5 separate regions of the Homo sapiens genome follow, and regions 2, 3, 4 and 5 are each linked to region 1. The links are chromatin contacts, found by Hi-C or POLR2A ChIA-PET in ENCODE. All regions are on one chromosome and are shown on one strand. The core of a region is the stretch at or near the end of the contact, and the rest is flanking DNA. Distances in the headings are between cores, read along the strand shown. Region 1 holds the start of VAC14 (VAC14 component of PIKFYVE complex). Region 2 holds the start of ZFHX3-AS1 (ZFHX3 antisense RNA 1). Region 3 holds the start of DHODH (dihydroorotate dehydrogenase (quinone)). Region 4 holds the start of IST1 (IST1 factor associated with ESCRT-III). Region 5 holds the start of ATXN1L (ataxin 1 like).

Region 1 (2,644 bases), core at 102-2,601:
TGATGGAAACAGTCTATAATCTGTGCTGCCCTATATAGCAGCCAATAGCTACATGTGGCTATTGAACACTTGAAATACGGGTAGTGTGACTGAGAAACTAAAGTTTAATCTTTAATAATTTAAATTTATAATAGCTACGCACGGCCAACGGCTACTCTACTGGACAGAACAGAAATACAATTCACCTTTTCTGACTCGCAGACTGGTATTCTTCCAGTTTCACAGCCTGCTTCTTTCCAATTTTCTGAAATCACTCACTCACTTGACTTTAACACTAAAATGTGACTGGGAAAAAACCCACAAAAGTAAAATAATACTGCAGAAAAAAAAATAAATAAAACATCCCCAGTTAAACTTTCGCTGTTTTGTACATTGGGAAATAAAGTAAAATATCAGATCATTGTTACACATACATGTAACAAGACTGCAGAAGCAAGAAAGGTCAAATTATTTCTACTTCCACTTGCAGGGAAGGGTGTTATAACACAGATAAAACAAAAAACTCTCTGAGCCTTGAGATCACGAGTTTTCCGACCTGATTTCTCTACTTGGTCACTAACAATCTCCTTCACTTCTCAGAAGCTGGGTAAGAAACCAGGCTGGTCAGCATCACCTGCAAATTCTCCGGCTTCTGACTTCTCTCTCACCACAGAGACAACTCTCTGATTTGCTGGTTTGGGTGGCACCGCACCGAAGACTCACCATGTGCCATGCACTGTGCAAAGCACTACCCATACATGATGTCACTTCATTCTCACTGCAGCCCTTTGTGGCACCGGGAGGTTAAAAAGCTGGGACCAAATCACACAGCCAGTCAGGAGTAAAGCAGGGACTCCCAGATATGGCTCCCAATCTGCTCTTAAACACTGCGCTAAGGTAAGGGCCTAAAACCTGGGAAAGTAACCCTGGCTGGGAAGGCGTGAGAAGTCCCCCTGGGGAGCAGAGCAGTCAGGGGCTGCATAGCCAGGGAGGGGTCCTGGCGGCTCTTACTTCTCGATCTCCAGCGCTGCCACCTTCCGCTTTTCGTACAGCTTGTCATTGAGGGCGCGCACGATGTTAGGCGTGAGCGGCGCGAAATCCTTCTCGGGGTTCATGGTGGCAGCTGGGGGAACCTCGCGACTCCTTAGCCCGCGGCTGCCGGGGCCGCGCCGGGGCCAGGGGAGTCTGCGGCTCCGCTCTGCCCCCGGCGCCGGCGCATGGACCACGCCGCTCTAGGCTTGCCTGCCACGCTCCGCCGCCTCGCCCTGGAACCCGGGCCCGGACCCCGCTCCAGCACACCTGACCCTGGCCGCTTAACAACTCCCGCCCGGCACTAGCGGGACTCACGAGACAGCGGCCATGTTACTCGAGTCACATGACTCTACAGCACTTCCGCCTTCCGTCGCGAGGGCCCGCCCCTCTCCAGCCACGCCCCCACCGCAGGCCGCAGGTGGATTGGCCACGCCCTCGGAAGGCTCCACCCACACTGCACACACTATCGCGCTGCGCGCCAGGTAGCTGGAGTGTGGTTTGAGACGTGCTTTAATGGGTGTGTAGCTCACGCCCAACTGATGGCACGTGGTGGGCTTCTGTAGACGTTCGTAAGACCGAATGGGTTCTTGGAGTCTGATTCACTTAACATAATTTATTCAATAGTCACCGAATTCACTAGTTCATTCAGTAGTTGGTCACTTACCAATTTCCTAGATGCAGACGTTTCCCTAACTGCAGTAACACTGTCATCACTTTCACCATATTCTAGCCACTTGTATTATCTATTTAATGTTTTCCTCAAATCAACTCACTTTAAAAAATACCTTAAATCTCTTTTAGCTTTGCTTATGCCCTAAAACCATGAGTTTGAATAGGTATATTTTTTCTAAGACACATCAAAATAAATTCTCAATTAAAAATGGCACTACCTGTCTACCACCTAAGATCTCAGGTACCACCAGTGTCTGTCACTCCACCATTTGGGGGTGTGTTTAACATGCTCTGATGCCTAGGAGGGCTGGTTACAGACAGAGAGAAAGGCCCCAGATCTGCTGAGTGCGGGTCTCTAGATAGGTCCCCTGGAAAGCAGCCCCTTCAGCTGCTTCGGGAATCACATTACATGGTGAGACAGAAATCCCAACTATGTGGCAAAATATTTAAAAGCAATTTATGGCCGGAGTGTGGTAAACATGCAGTTAACAGGGAGGTGCATCAGCCTTTCCTATCATAAGCTTTCAGAGTGAACAGGGACTTAGGACAAGGGCTAGATTACAGTGGAGCTCAAAGAATAACAGTTTCAGAATGCATGGTGATACTTTTCTTTAATGAATGAAAAGTGCATATATAGGCCTTATAACAGTCTTGAAAATGGAGTATTTTCCTCAACAGAAACAGGGACGCAATGAGTAAAGGGCAAAAGTAGGCAGAATTCTAGGATGACCTCCAATATTCCCACCCCTTCGTGTTCATGCCCTGTATTATGCCCTCTTTCAGCGTGAACAAGACTTGTAAATATGATGGGCTATGCATCACTCACATGATTATATTATGTAATATCGCAGAAGAGATTTTGCAGATGTAATTAAGGTCCCTAATCAGCAGACATTGAATTAATAAAAAGAGAGATTAACTTGAGTCGGCCTGACCGAATCAAGTGAGTACTTAAAAGAGA
Region 2 (2,644 bases), core at 101-2,600, 1.9 Mb after region 1:
AACTAATACAAAATTTTGTGTGTATGTGTCATATTCTGGAGAAAAGCTCCAAGGTTTTCCTCTGGGTCTTAAACAGGACTAAGACCCCCCACCCCCAAAAGAATCTCTGTTCTAGAGGCTAAGCATATAGAAGCTCATACTGCATTATCAAACTGGAAAGTTAATAGAGGATTTTCATGGTCATATACAGGAGAGGTGGGGAAAGCTGTCTATTTAGACTGTAAACTCCTAAAATGTTCATAAATCTCAATGGAAATTAAATCCACCGGGGTGGGAGAAGTATCACAATAGACAAAGAAGCTAAAGGTTAATGAAGAGAAGGTTTTAATCAGTGGTTACTTTTGTGCTTGGGATCAATCCTCAGTTTGTCCTCCAACGTAACTTTTGGCATTATTCATTTCAAAGTCTGAACAGTATCCATAAACCCAATACGAAACCTATGGATCCAGAGGGTCCGACCGAAAACAAAACAATTATGTTTCCGATGTGAACGCATCAATAGCTTACTTTTGTAGCGCTTTATAAAACGCTGTCACTTGCTGCTTTCCACGTCATGATATTCCCGGTCGGGAAGAGTAGGACAGCAGCATCTTTTATGAATAAGGAATTTTTTGGATTCAATTTGTGAGGTGTGGGACGCTCACCAGGTTGCGCGAAAACCATTTTTCTACATCGTCAAGTGCACGCACCCCGTGTCTCATAGTATTAGTGATGAAGACGAGGATGAAACTACCAAAGACATCAGTGGGGAGTGAATTATACTTGGGGGAGGTGTAAGCACGTCGAAATAAGGAAGCTGAGAGACATTTTGTGAAAGAGGGAAGGTAGCGTTAAGAGGAGCCTTCCATCAGGGGCAACAGAACGGGGGCAGGCGTGGCGTCTCTGGGACTGCCGGAAAACGACGTGAGGGAAAAACTCAGAGGCTACGAAAAGGCGAACAGACGGAGGGCCTGCCTCAGGGGAGCTAAGCAGCTCGCCTGAAGCCCCCCATCTGGAAATGACGTGTTTAACTCGGCGCCCCTGCAGCTCCGGCCGCCCTTTTTTGTTTAACTCCGCGCCCCTCCAGCTCCGGCCGCCCTTTTCGTCGCTCTCCCCTCGCGGTCGCTCACCCCTGAGATCCCTGGTTCCACTGAGACGCTCAGCTTCATTCGGCAACTCGCGGACACCAAGCGCCACAAATTCAAATACGAGATCTAGAGACGCTGGGTCTCAAACGTCTCCCAGAGTGAAAGACAGAGGAACCAATCGAGGCTCGGCTGACCTCAGACGTCTAAGGCGATAGGCGTTGCTAAGAAAAGGGGGTGGGACGATACCCAGTTGCCAAGACGACGGCTTCCGGGTGGGCGGCTTGAGGTGGCTTCCGGCCGCCAGGCGAGACTCCGCGGGAAAACTCCCTGCTAGAGAGACTAGGAGATTTGGGGCTGCGGCCGTTTCCTCCGGAGCACCCACGGGACTGTGTGCTGGGGTCCCTCCACCGGCTGTGTCCTTTATTCTTCTTTCTCACCCAACGATTTACCTGAACGGTTATAAAGTGCACGTTATTTCCCTAAGGTAAGCGTGTGGTAGCGCCTCCTCCTCCTCCAACAGGGGGGTAACAGAAACCTGCTGTCAACTTTGTTACCCAACATAACTGTACTTAACCACAAAAAGTTGAAATTTTGGATCTTTAAACATTCAATAACCTCTTGCTGTGTGAGGTTTTTTAACTGCACTACATACATTTTGTAGTCTTTAACCATTGAATGCGATTTAAGTTTACAATGAAATTTAACGTTCTGGTTGTTTCTGACCCCAAATTTCATCTGAACCAGTTAATGGACGAAGAACTGAAATTTTATTTTCTGTGACAGTCTCATAGGTTCTCAGACTTAAGTTCTTAATCGCCCATAAATCTGAAGGCAGGTGTTAAAGATGAGCAGGTGATTTGAGCCCAGTCCATGCCAACACTCAAACTAATTCAGCTGAGACTCCTTTCGTTAGGAGCATTATTTTAATTTTAAAAATTTTAAACCGAATGGTAAGCATGGCTGCTTTAGTTTCAGTTGTGTCTCATTTGATGATGATAGTCCCACACAAGACGATCTCATTTGTCAATGAAAGTAAACATTAGTGACCACACAGCTTTCTGCAGATAACTCTTTAAACGAACATCTTTTATCAGACCACAGAAATCATTGTTATTGTCACTAAAATGTAAAAACTAAAGCAAAACTTATCTGCTTATCAACAATTTCTTCCTCCATAGCTAAGGTAGGGAAGCATTTATGAAAGCTTAGATCTATATGTGTTTGGGATCCTGCCAACCCCTTTCTTAAAATTCCATCTTCAAAACTCCCTGCTAATGAGCACTTTTCCAACAGCTTGGATGAAACATTCTGAATAATTCGTCAGCCTGAAGGTTAGAAATTTCATTAAATAAAAAATTAAATACACAGAATACTTAAGTATGAAACATTAATGAACTGAGTAATACATTCTTAAGAAGAGGAGGCACTTAGGAAAACACAGGCCACCTGCATTGTGGAGCCATTTAATGTGATGAGATTTGATAAATGGGTAAGAGATCAAAAAATGCCCAGGGTTTCAAAAGAGAATGTTCCATGAGCAGCTTACTGCCTACATAGACCATTTGAAAATCAAACCA
Region 3 (2,644 bases), core at 108-2,607, 1.2 Mb after region 1:
AGTATCTGATTAATGCTGTTGACACCTAAGTCTACAGAGGCTATTCTCCAACGGCCAGGACATCATTAGGTAAGACATTTCAAAATTCTTCGTGAGGGCACGATTGCTTCAGAGGACTACAAAGTGACACATTAGGTCGTCATAAATCACCGCAGTACCATCCTGGCTAACACGGTGAAACCCCGTCTCTAAAATACAAAACAATGAGCCGGGCATGGTTGCGGGCGCCTGTAGTCCCAGCTACTCGGGAGGCTGACGCAGGAGAATGGCGTGAACCCGGGAGGCGGAGCTTGTAGTGAGCCGAGATCGCGCCACTGCACTGCAGCCTGGGCAACAGAGCAAGACTCTGTCAAAAAAAAAAAAAAAAAAAAAAAAAAATCACCGCAGTAAACCACACTCCAACGGGCCTGCACACTCAGGGTCTTGATTAGAAACAGTATTTAAAAAAATACCTCCACATCTGTTGCACCACAATGCCAAGGTATAACCAGGGCCACTTTCTCCAGGAGGCACAACAGGCGCAGGGCCAGGGAAGGGCCTCTGACACTTTTAGGATCTCAAGAAATTTTTTTTTTTTGGTTATTTTTCTTTGTTTGTTTTTGAGACAGAGTCTTGCTTTGTCGCCCAGGCTGGAGTGCAGTGGTGCTATCTCGGCTCACTGCAACCTCCACCTTCTGGGTTCAAGCGATTCTCCTGCCTCAGCCTCCCGAGTACCTGGGATTACAGGCGCCTGCCACTACGCCCGGCTAATTTTTGTATTTTATTTTATTTTTTAGTAGACACGGGGTTTTGGGTGTTGACCAGGTCTCGAACTCCTGACCTCAAGTGATCTGCCTGCCTCAGCCTCCCAAAGTGCTGGGACTACAGGCGTGAGCCACCATGCCCGGCCTCAAGAAAATGTTTTAATTTCCTTAAAAAACCTTAAGAAAAATCAACTTTTAAGTTGAAAAAGTTTATATATTAACATATTCATCTTTATATCAACACAGCAGTAAAATTTATTTTTTAAAGTGATAAAAACTGTACAAATATTTCTGGTGTGAAACACAGTGTTTTGATGCTCGCGGACTCTTGGATTCGAGGCTGCGGTAGTACGGACAAACACCGTGCAGCGGCATCTCATCTCCGCCAACAGCCGGCGATCAAGCGGGCAGGCTGGGAGAGGGCGGGCGGAAGAGGCGTGGCCGCCGCTACTGCGCACGTGCACCCAACCAGAACCTGGGGGTGGTGCCGGGCCTTCCCCGCTGCGCGGAGGCGTCCTCTCAACCCTTCTGCCCGGCGACTGGTGGGTTGGCGGCTAAGGGGCGGAGACAAGAGGGGCCGCCACCATCTCCTCCAATGGAAGGGAGACAGGGGCGGGCTTAATGACGGAAGGAGCATGGCGTGGAGACACCTGAAAGTGAGTCCCGCGAGTGAGCAGTGTGGATGGGGGACCAGGGACCGGGGAGGGCGAGAACGGAGAGTCAGGCCGGGCGAGGCATGGACCGAAGGCGGCTCCGGGAGTGTGGGCCCCCCTGGGACGTGTGCGTGTTTCCGGGGTCTCCTGCAAATGCTCGTGCGTGTGCATTTGCACGTGGACTCGGTCAGGCGTGTGCAGACAGCGCCTGCAGGTCTGGGTGGGTGCTGATCTGAGTGTCTGCGCCTGGGCCATGTTTTTGAGCCTGGCACAGGGGTGCTTAGTGAACACATGACCGCCTAGCGTTGTGTGCCGGATCCAACGGGGAATGAAACTAGAGTAGGACATGCTCCCAACCCTTTTAGGTAAAGTTTTGTTAGGGGCGGGGGTCTCTGTGAAAAGTTCTTAGCTGTATCCCCGTATGTAATAGGTGTTCAGAGGCCGGGCGCGGTGGCTCACGCCTGTAATCCCAGCACTTTGGGAGGCCGAGGCGGGTGGATCATGAGGTCAGGAGATCGAGACCATCCTGGCTAACAAGGTGAAACCCCGTCTCTACTAAAAATACAAAAAATTAGCCGGGCGCGGTGGCGGGCGCCTGTAGTCCCAGCTACTCGGGAGGCTGAGGCAGGAGAATGGCGTGAACCCGGGAAGCGGAGCTTGCAGTGAGCCGAGATTGCGCCACTGCAGTCCGCAGTCCGGCCTGGGCGACAGAGCGAGACTCCGTCTCAAAAAAAAAAAAAAAAAAAAAAAAAATAGGTGTTCAGATATTTGTTGATTGACATGGTGGGGGGGAGTACAGTCTCCAAGGGAGGCAATGAATAACCTTGACTTTCTTTTTATATGTTTATTTGAGACGGAGTCTTGGGCTGTCGCCCAGGCTGGAGTGCAGTGGCGCGATCTTGGCTCACTGCAACCTCCGCCTCCCGGGTTCAACCGATTTTCCTGCCTCGGCCTCCTGCGTAGCTGAGATTACAGGCGCGCGCCACCACGACTGGCTAATTTTGGTATTTTTAGTAGAGACTGCAGTTTCACCATGTTGGTCAGGCTGGTCTCGAACTCCTCACCTCGTGAGCCTCCCAAAGTGCTGGGATTACTGGCGTGAGCCACCGCGCTCGGCCTGAGTCTCTTTTTAAAATAAATAAATGGAGAGAGATGGGATCTCACTGTGTTGCCCAGGCTGGTCTAGAACTATTGGCCTCAAGGGATCTTCCCGCCTCAGCCTCCCAAAGTGGTGGGATTACAGGCGTG
Region 4 (2,644 bases), core at 37-2,536, 1.1 Mb after region 1:
TGGAGGCCCCTTTTTCTTTTTTCCCTTTTTTTTTTTGAGACGTTTCGCTCTTGTTGCCCAGGCTGGAGGGCAATCGCCGGATCTCGGCTCACTGTAACTCGAGAATCAAGCGATTCTCCTGCCTCAGCCTCCGGAGTAGCTGGGATTACAGGCTTGCGCCACCATGCGTAATTTCCTCTTTAGTAGAGACGGGGTTCCTCTGTGTTGGCCAGGCTGGTCTCGAATTACCGACTTCAGGTGATACACCTGCCTCGGCCTCCCAAAATGTTGAGATTACAGGCGTGAGCCACCGCACCCGGCCCTTTTTCTTTTTTTCTGTAGCCTAGGCTGGAGTGCTGTGACGTGATCACGGTTTACTGCAGCAGCGACCTTCTGGGCTCAAGCGATCTTCCTGCCTCAGCCTCCCGAGTAGCTGAGACCACAAGTGCTCACTGCTGCTCCCCTAATTTTTAACTTTTTTTTTTTTTTTTTTGTAGCGATGCGGTTTCACTATGGTGTCCAGGCTGGTCTGCAACTCCCGGGCTCAAGCGATCCTCCCGCCCCGCCTCTCAAAGTGCTGGGAAGGTCCCTTCCAGGCTTAAGCAGCGATAATGGTTTTCAAGTTAAAAACAAAGGTAACCAAGGAAAAAGTTTTCTCTGAATACCGAGATAAATTAGGGAAATCGCCAGAGACTGTGGTGCTGAGGAAACACTACTGAATTATACCACACAGACCGGAGCGATGCTGGTCCAAAGGGCAACCGGACGGCTTAAAAGCGGGGCGGGGGAACGCTTAGAGCCCGTAGAGGGACACGGAGGCGCTGGGTGAAGAGTCAGGGATACGCAGGCTTCGAAACCCCCTCGGCCGCTCCACCCAGGGGGAAAGTCCAGCGAAAGGCGGCAGCAGATCTTAGGGAGCAACTCCCGGCGTCAGAGAGGCGGTACTGGCAGCCGGTTATGGAAGAATCCGGAACCAAGGCACTGGGCGCGGTGAGGCCGTGGGCGCAGAGTCCGAGAATCAACAGCTGTGGCTGGCCTCCCCGCGCCCAGAGCGAAATTAAGGGCATGCCCCCAGCAGCTGACTCAGTCGGCGTGGCGCTTCCCCCAACGTCTGCCGTGCCCCCGCCGCGGGAAGTAGTCCCCGGCCGCGCCGACTCCAAAGGAAACCGAGGGAGGGTGCCCCGAGTCAGCGCGTGGGTCCCGGCAGCGGCGATCGCGCAGCCAATCCCTGGAAAGGAGGGCGTGGCTATATCGGCCCCGTGGATCCCTCCGCCCGCGCTTGTTGTGCTGAGGCCGAGGGAGTCGCCATTTTGGATGGTGAACCCTGAAGTCGGTGTCTGCTGCGTTCACGGCAGGATTCGGTTAGGTGAGTGTGGCATCCTCGGCGTCAGAGGTCTCTGTCTTCCTCTTCTCTCTGCGCTCCTGATTTAGCGGTCTCTAGTTAGCGCTAGGGCCCGGGATTCAAACGACTTCGGAGGGGGCAGCTGAGGAGAAAGGGAAGGATAGTGGAAGTGGGGGTCAGACCGGAGGTCAGGCCCTCGAGGGCCCGCGGCGCAGGAGGCTGCCCAGGCCTGGGTGGGGGGCGTGGCAGGGCCGCGAGCGGGTCGGAGGCCTCTGGTCCTGGATCCTCGAAGCCCCTTAACTTTCCCCTAGTCTTCCTGCCCCGAGGTGTGTCTTCCTTGGGGCGGAAACGCCGCGGCCTCGGCGAGGGCTCCTCGGCGACACCCCTACCCCGTCTTTTCTGGCCCGGAGAGACTTCGGGAAGGTCAGAGCTTCCAGTGCCGCGAGAGGCGGATGCCCTCCAGTCCGGGCCGCTTCCACCGGGCGGGGTGGCCTCCTGGGCTTGTTCCTGGGTTGGGGGAACGGACTTGGGTCCACTTTGGCCTGAGAAAATTACAATTTCTTTCGCTGAAGTAAGGAGCGGCCTCTGCCCGCTTTCTCGGATCCCTGCGTGTGTAGTGAGAGGTCTTGGAAGGATCCTTGCGCCTCTCCTCTTTGTTTTTCTCGGTGCTCTTCTTCCGGGGTGCTGGAGGTGACCTCTTGGAACTCAACAGCATAAACTTTGAGGAGGGTCGGGACCCAGGAGCTGTAGGTTAATTACAAAAGACACTGTCTGTCGTAGTAAACTTAAAGTCTGGTCTTAGATCTTTAGGGGAAACTTGAATTTTAAAATTATGTGTAATATTTTAACTTTTTATTATGGAAAATTTCAAGCAGACAGGAGTATAATGAATTCTCTCATCCAGCTTCAAACACGATCAACTCATGCCTAATCTTGTTTTATCTATACCCTTCCTATGTCTGTATTTTTCTAATTTAATAATAGTTGAAATATATATGTATATATTTCCCTCTCCTTTCCCAGTAGAAGCCTTTTGGCTTTTGTACCTACAAGCCAATAGTTTGTGGGAAATTTGCTTCCTCAGAACTTCTGGGATAGGGGGACTTGGTAATAGTCATTAGAAGATAAAACTGGCCAGATGTGGTGGCTCACCCCTGTAATCCCAGTACTTGGGGAGGGCTAGGTGGGATGATCACTTGAGCTTGGGAGTTGGAGAACAGCGTGGGCAACATAGCAAAATCCCGTTCTCTACAAAAATAAAAACAGCCAGGCGTGGAGGCCCGCATCTATAGTCCAGGAGGCTGAGGTAGGAGGATTGCTTGA
Region 5 (2,644 bases), core at 47-2,546, 1.0 Mb after region 1:
CATGCCCGGCTAATTTTCTGTATTTTTAGTAGAGACGGGGTTTCGCCGTGTTAGCCAGGATGGTCTGCGATCTCCTGACCTCGTGATCCGCCGGCCTTGGCCTCCCAAAGTGCTGGGATTGCAGGCGTGAGCCACCGCGCCTGGCCCAATTGTTATTTATTGAACAGAGTTTGAAGAAACTGAAAGTCTCCATTTCGGTGGCCAAAACCGCAATTACTTTTGCACCAACCTAATACTTTAAAACAAACAACAACAAAAACACAGTTGTTATTCAAACATAAATTCAACTGGCGCTCACTTTTGTCTTCACTTAAGTTAATCAGATGTTCATGTTACTATGAAGTTGACCAGTTAATTTGTAATGAATAATTAGTTAATTTGTAATGAATAATATTTCACTGAGTAGTCAAGCCCTCTTTCCACTAAACCAAGCTGCTTCTCACTGTACTAAACCCCGGGCTCTCTCTAAACTTTCAGGTGTTCCACTCCTTGTCACCTTCCCCTAGATCCTGAGTGGGGTTCACTCTTAGCTCCCTCGGGGGCCACTTCTCAACACTTACAGAGCTCCTATTGACCTGGCACGGTGGCTCACGCCTGTAATCCCAGCACTTTGGCAGGCCGAGGTGTGGGGATCACCTGAGGTCGGGAGTTCGAGACCAGCCTGACCAGCAAGGAGAAACCCTGTCTCTACTAAAAATACAAAAAATTAGCCAGGTGTGGTGGCGCATGCCTGTAATCCCAGCTACTCGGGAGGCTGAGATAGGAGAATTGCTTGAACCTGGCAGGCGGAGGTTGGGTGAGCCGAGATCGTGCCATTGCACTCTAGCCTGGGCAACAAGAGCGAAACTGTCTCCAAAAAAAAGAAAGAAAAGAAAAAAAGAAGACTTCCTATCTCCACCTGGGTCCCCAAGAGGTAAGAGGTATCTCCTTTTCTCCTGAGCCTAGGTCACCTCGGGGTCCCCCGAAGTTCCCCAGAAGGGGCTGCACAAGTCAGGACAAGAAGTCCAGGAAATGGGGGGTCGCCGATGACCACGCCCCGGGGCTCTGTTTGGGAACCCCCAAAATTTACTGAGGTGGAAAGATTGCGGGGTCATTGTGGGGTCAGGCTGAGGGGGCCGGGCCCAGCCCTATTCACGTGACCCGGTCCCAGGGAGAGGAGTTTGTTCACCCACCAGAGGGAACGCCCGACGCGAAGGCAGTGTGGCACCCTCCCTTCCCGGGGAGTCCTGGGCGTTGCTCTCCCACCCCGGCCGTGACGCAATCTCTCCGCGCCGGGGGCGGGACGAGCTTGACGCCATCTCCGGGCGCCCGGCTGTGGGGGGCGCTGGGTGTGGGGCGGCTCCGGGGCCGGGGATGGCGGCGGCCGCGGTTGCGGCGGCTCCGGGACGAGTGAGTGGATCCTGGGAAGCGCTGTGAAATGGGCTGGTGAGTGTCCCTGGAAGTGGTGGCCGCCGGGGCCAGGCAGGCCTGGGGTCGGTGCTCCGGAGGAAGTGGCCCTCAGGAGCCCGTTGCTCCGGCGGGCCGGGGCCCATGAACCGTGGACAGACGGAGGGGAGAGGCCGCACCTAGACCCCCTCGCGCTTCTCTCTGGCCTGTCCTGGAAGGTGGCCTCAGGCCCCGGCGCCCCGGAGGCTGTGTGCCTGCGAGCCAAGGTGTCCGAGTCTGTGGGGCGGGAAGGGCCCCCAAACAAGGAAGCGTCGCCTGCAGGGCCTCGCCCCTGCCCCCTTGGTGAAGGGTGGACCCCCTACTCTCTAAACGCAGAATTCCCAATTTCGAGCCCTACCCTTGTTGGATCAAGGATTGCGGGACCACTGGGAGCCATAACCGTAGTCTCTGACAAGCTTCTCCCTTTCTGTCGGGCGCACCTCTCGCCCGCAGAGAATTTGGGTCTCCAGCTGGGTTCAGCCCCTTGATTCCGACCCAAGCGTGATGAGGAGCTTGGTTCCGGGCTCTGCTAGCAGCGTTGGCAACTCTCCTGAACAGCCTGTTAGCTCGGTTGGGGTCACAAGCTGCGTTTTCCCTTTGAGATGCTCAGTGAGGTTCTCGAGAGGCGGAGGTTTCGGATTCTTAAGTGTGTTTTGCGTTGTGGGAACCTGGCGCACAGGCTTGGCTCTTTGTTTTCCTTTCTGCAGACCTTTTGCCTCTTTCGGTCCCTTTACTAGCCTGTGTTTGCTAACTTCTCGGTGACCTGGAGGCAGGTTTTCTTTAAAGTTTTCGTTACAGAAAGCAAGGATCATTTTGGGATTGAAGTGTGACCCCAGTTTCTGTTGGGAATGAAGAAGAAAGCAAGCTGCTTTTCAGTTATTAAAGCTGCTGGTGGAGAAAAGAGTCATTATTTATGCCACTGTGTAATAATATGTGTTTGTGGAATTAGGAATTTGTTTTCCCACTGTGTTTTCCTATCCTTCCACCTTTTGTGTACACCTGCACCTTGCCAATCTTAAGAGAGAAATGTTGCATTCGGTTTGGGTTGAGGCTTAGAGTGTTCTATAGGACTTGGACAGGATAGTCAGTTTCTCAGAGCACTCACTCATCTGTACTGCCTTCTCTGTTTTCAGAGGTTAAGGCTCCATTCTTTCTCGCTTTGCGTTTCTGGCAAGTGTAGATTCACATAGTGATGGTTTAGTGGTAGTTTTGTTTCACC

Evidence for each region. Hi-C counts contacts between places; a loop is a spot of excess contacts on that map. ChIA-PET counts read pairs that join two places held with the same protein, here RNA polymerase II (POLR2A). Pooled maps may share reads with other maps.
Region 2: a loop to region 1 is called in a map of CD8-positive, alpha-beta T cell, with 20 times the contacts of the local background. The contact joins the promoter of ZFHX3-AS1 here to the promoter of VAC14 in region 1. A Hi-C loop is called at or near these places in 2 of 168 maps with a recorded cell type or tissue (CD8-positive, alpha-beta T cell and naive thymus-derived CD4-positive, alpha-beta T cell) and 4 of 50 pooled maps.
Region 3: a loop to region 1 is called in a map of naive thymus-derived CD4-positive, alpha-beta T cell, with 11 times the contacts of the local background. The contact joins the promoter of DHODH here to the promoter of VAC14 in region 1. A Hi-C loop is called at or near these places in 1 of 168 maps with a recorded cell type or tissue (naive thymus-derived CD4-positive, alpha-beta T cell), 3 of 37 single-sample maps with no recorded cell type and 13 of 50 pooled maps.
Region 4: a pooled map shows a loop between it and region 1 (8-fold over the local background). The contact joins the promoter of IST1 here to the promoter of VAC14 in region 1. A Hi-C loop is called at or near these places in 6 of 50 pooled maps. POLR2A ChIA-PET finds 5 or more read pairs at or near these places in 3 of 52 experiments (GM12878, MCF 10A and Panc1).
Region 5: a loop to region 1 is called in a pooled map, with 12 times the contacts of the local background. The contact joins the promoter of ATXN1L here to the promoter of VAC14 in region 1. A Hi-C loop is called at or near these places in 1 of 37 single-sample maps with no recorded cell type and 6 of 50 pooled maps. POLR2A ChIA-PET finds 5 or more read pairs at or near these places in 1 of 52 experiments (PC-9).

What each region holds. Positions count from the first base shown.
Region 1 is chr16:70,799,807-70,802,450 of GRCh38, forward strand. It overlaps VAC14 (VAC14 component of PIKFYVE complex), which reads right to left and starts at 1,352. Exons shown (of 19, transcript NM_018052.5): 1 at 991-1,352. The coding sequence starts at 1,094. It overlaps HYDIN (HYDIN axonemal central pair apparatus protein), which reads right to left. Exons shown (of 86, transcript NM_001270974.2): 86 at 2,278-2,644. RefSeq lists enhancers at 1,038-1,660, 1,328-1,387 and a silencer at 1,058-1,247.
Region 2 is chr16:72,663,783-72,666,426 of GRCh38, forward strand. It overlaps ZFHX3-AS1 (ZFHX3 antisense RNA 1), which reads left to right and starts at 1,351. Exons shown (of 4, transcript NR_171704.1): 1 at 1,351-1,551. It overlaps LINC01572 (long intergenic non-protein coding RNA 1572), which reads right to left and starts at 1,188. Exons shown (of 14, transcript NR_126330.2): 1 at 1,110-1,188. RefSeq lists enhancers at 930-1,049, 1,090-1,149.
Region 3 is chr16:72,007,387-72,010,030 of GRCh38, forward strand. DHODH (dihydroorotate dehydrogenase (quinone)) reads left to right here and starts at 1,358. Exons shown (of 9, transcript NM_001361.5): 1 at 1,358-1,399. The coding sequence starts at 1,379. RefSeq lists silencers at 1,110-1,209, 1,153-1,352.
Region 4 is chr16:71,894,245-71,896,888 of GRCh38, forward strand. It overlaps IST1 (IST1 factor associated with ESCRT-III), which reads left to right and starts at 1,287. Exons shown (of 10, transcript NM_001270975.2): 1 at 1,287-1,345. It also overlaps a transcript of ZNF821 not described here. RefSeq lists enhancers at 675-1,184, 1,062-1,627, 1,355-1,544.
Region 5 is chr16:71,844,680-71,847,323 of GRCh38, forward strand. ATXN1L (ataxin 1 like) reads left to right here and starts at 1,297. Exons shown (of 3, transcript NM_001137675.4): 1 at 1,297-1,425. RefSeq lists enhancers at 369-1,141, 875-924, 1,142-1,913, 1,715-1,784 and a silencer at 1,185-1,494.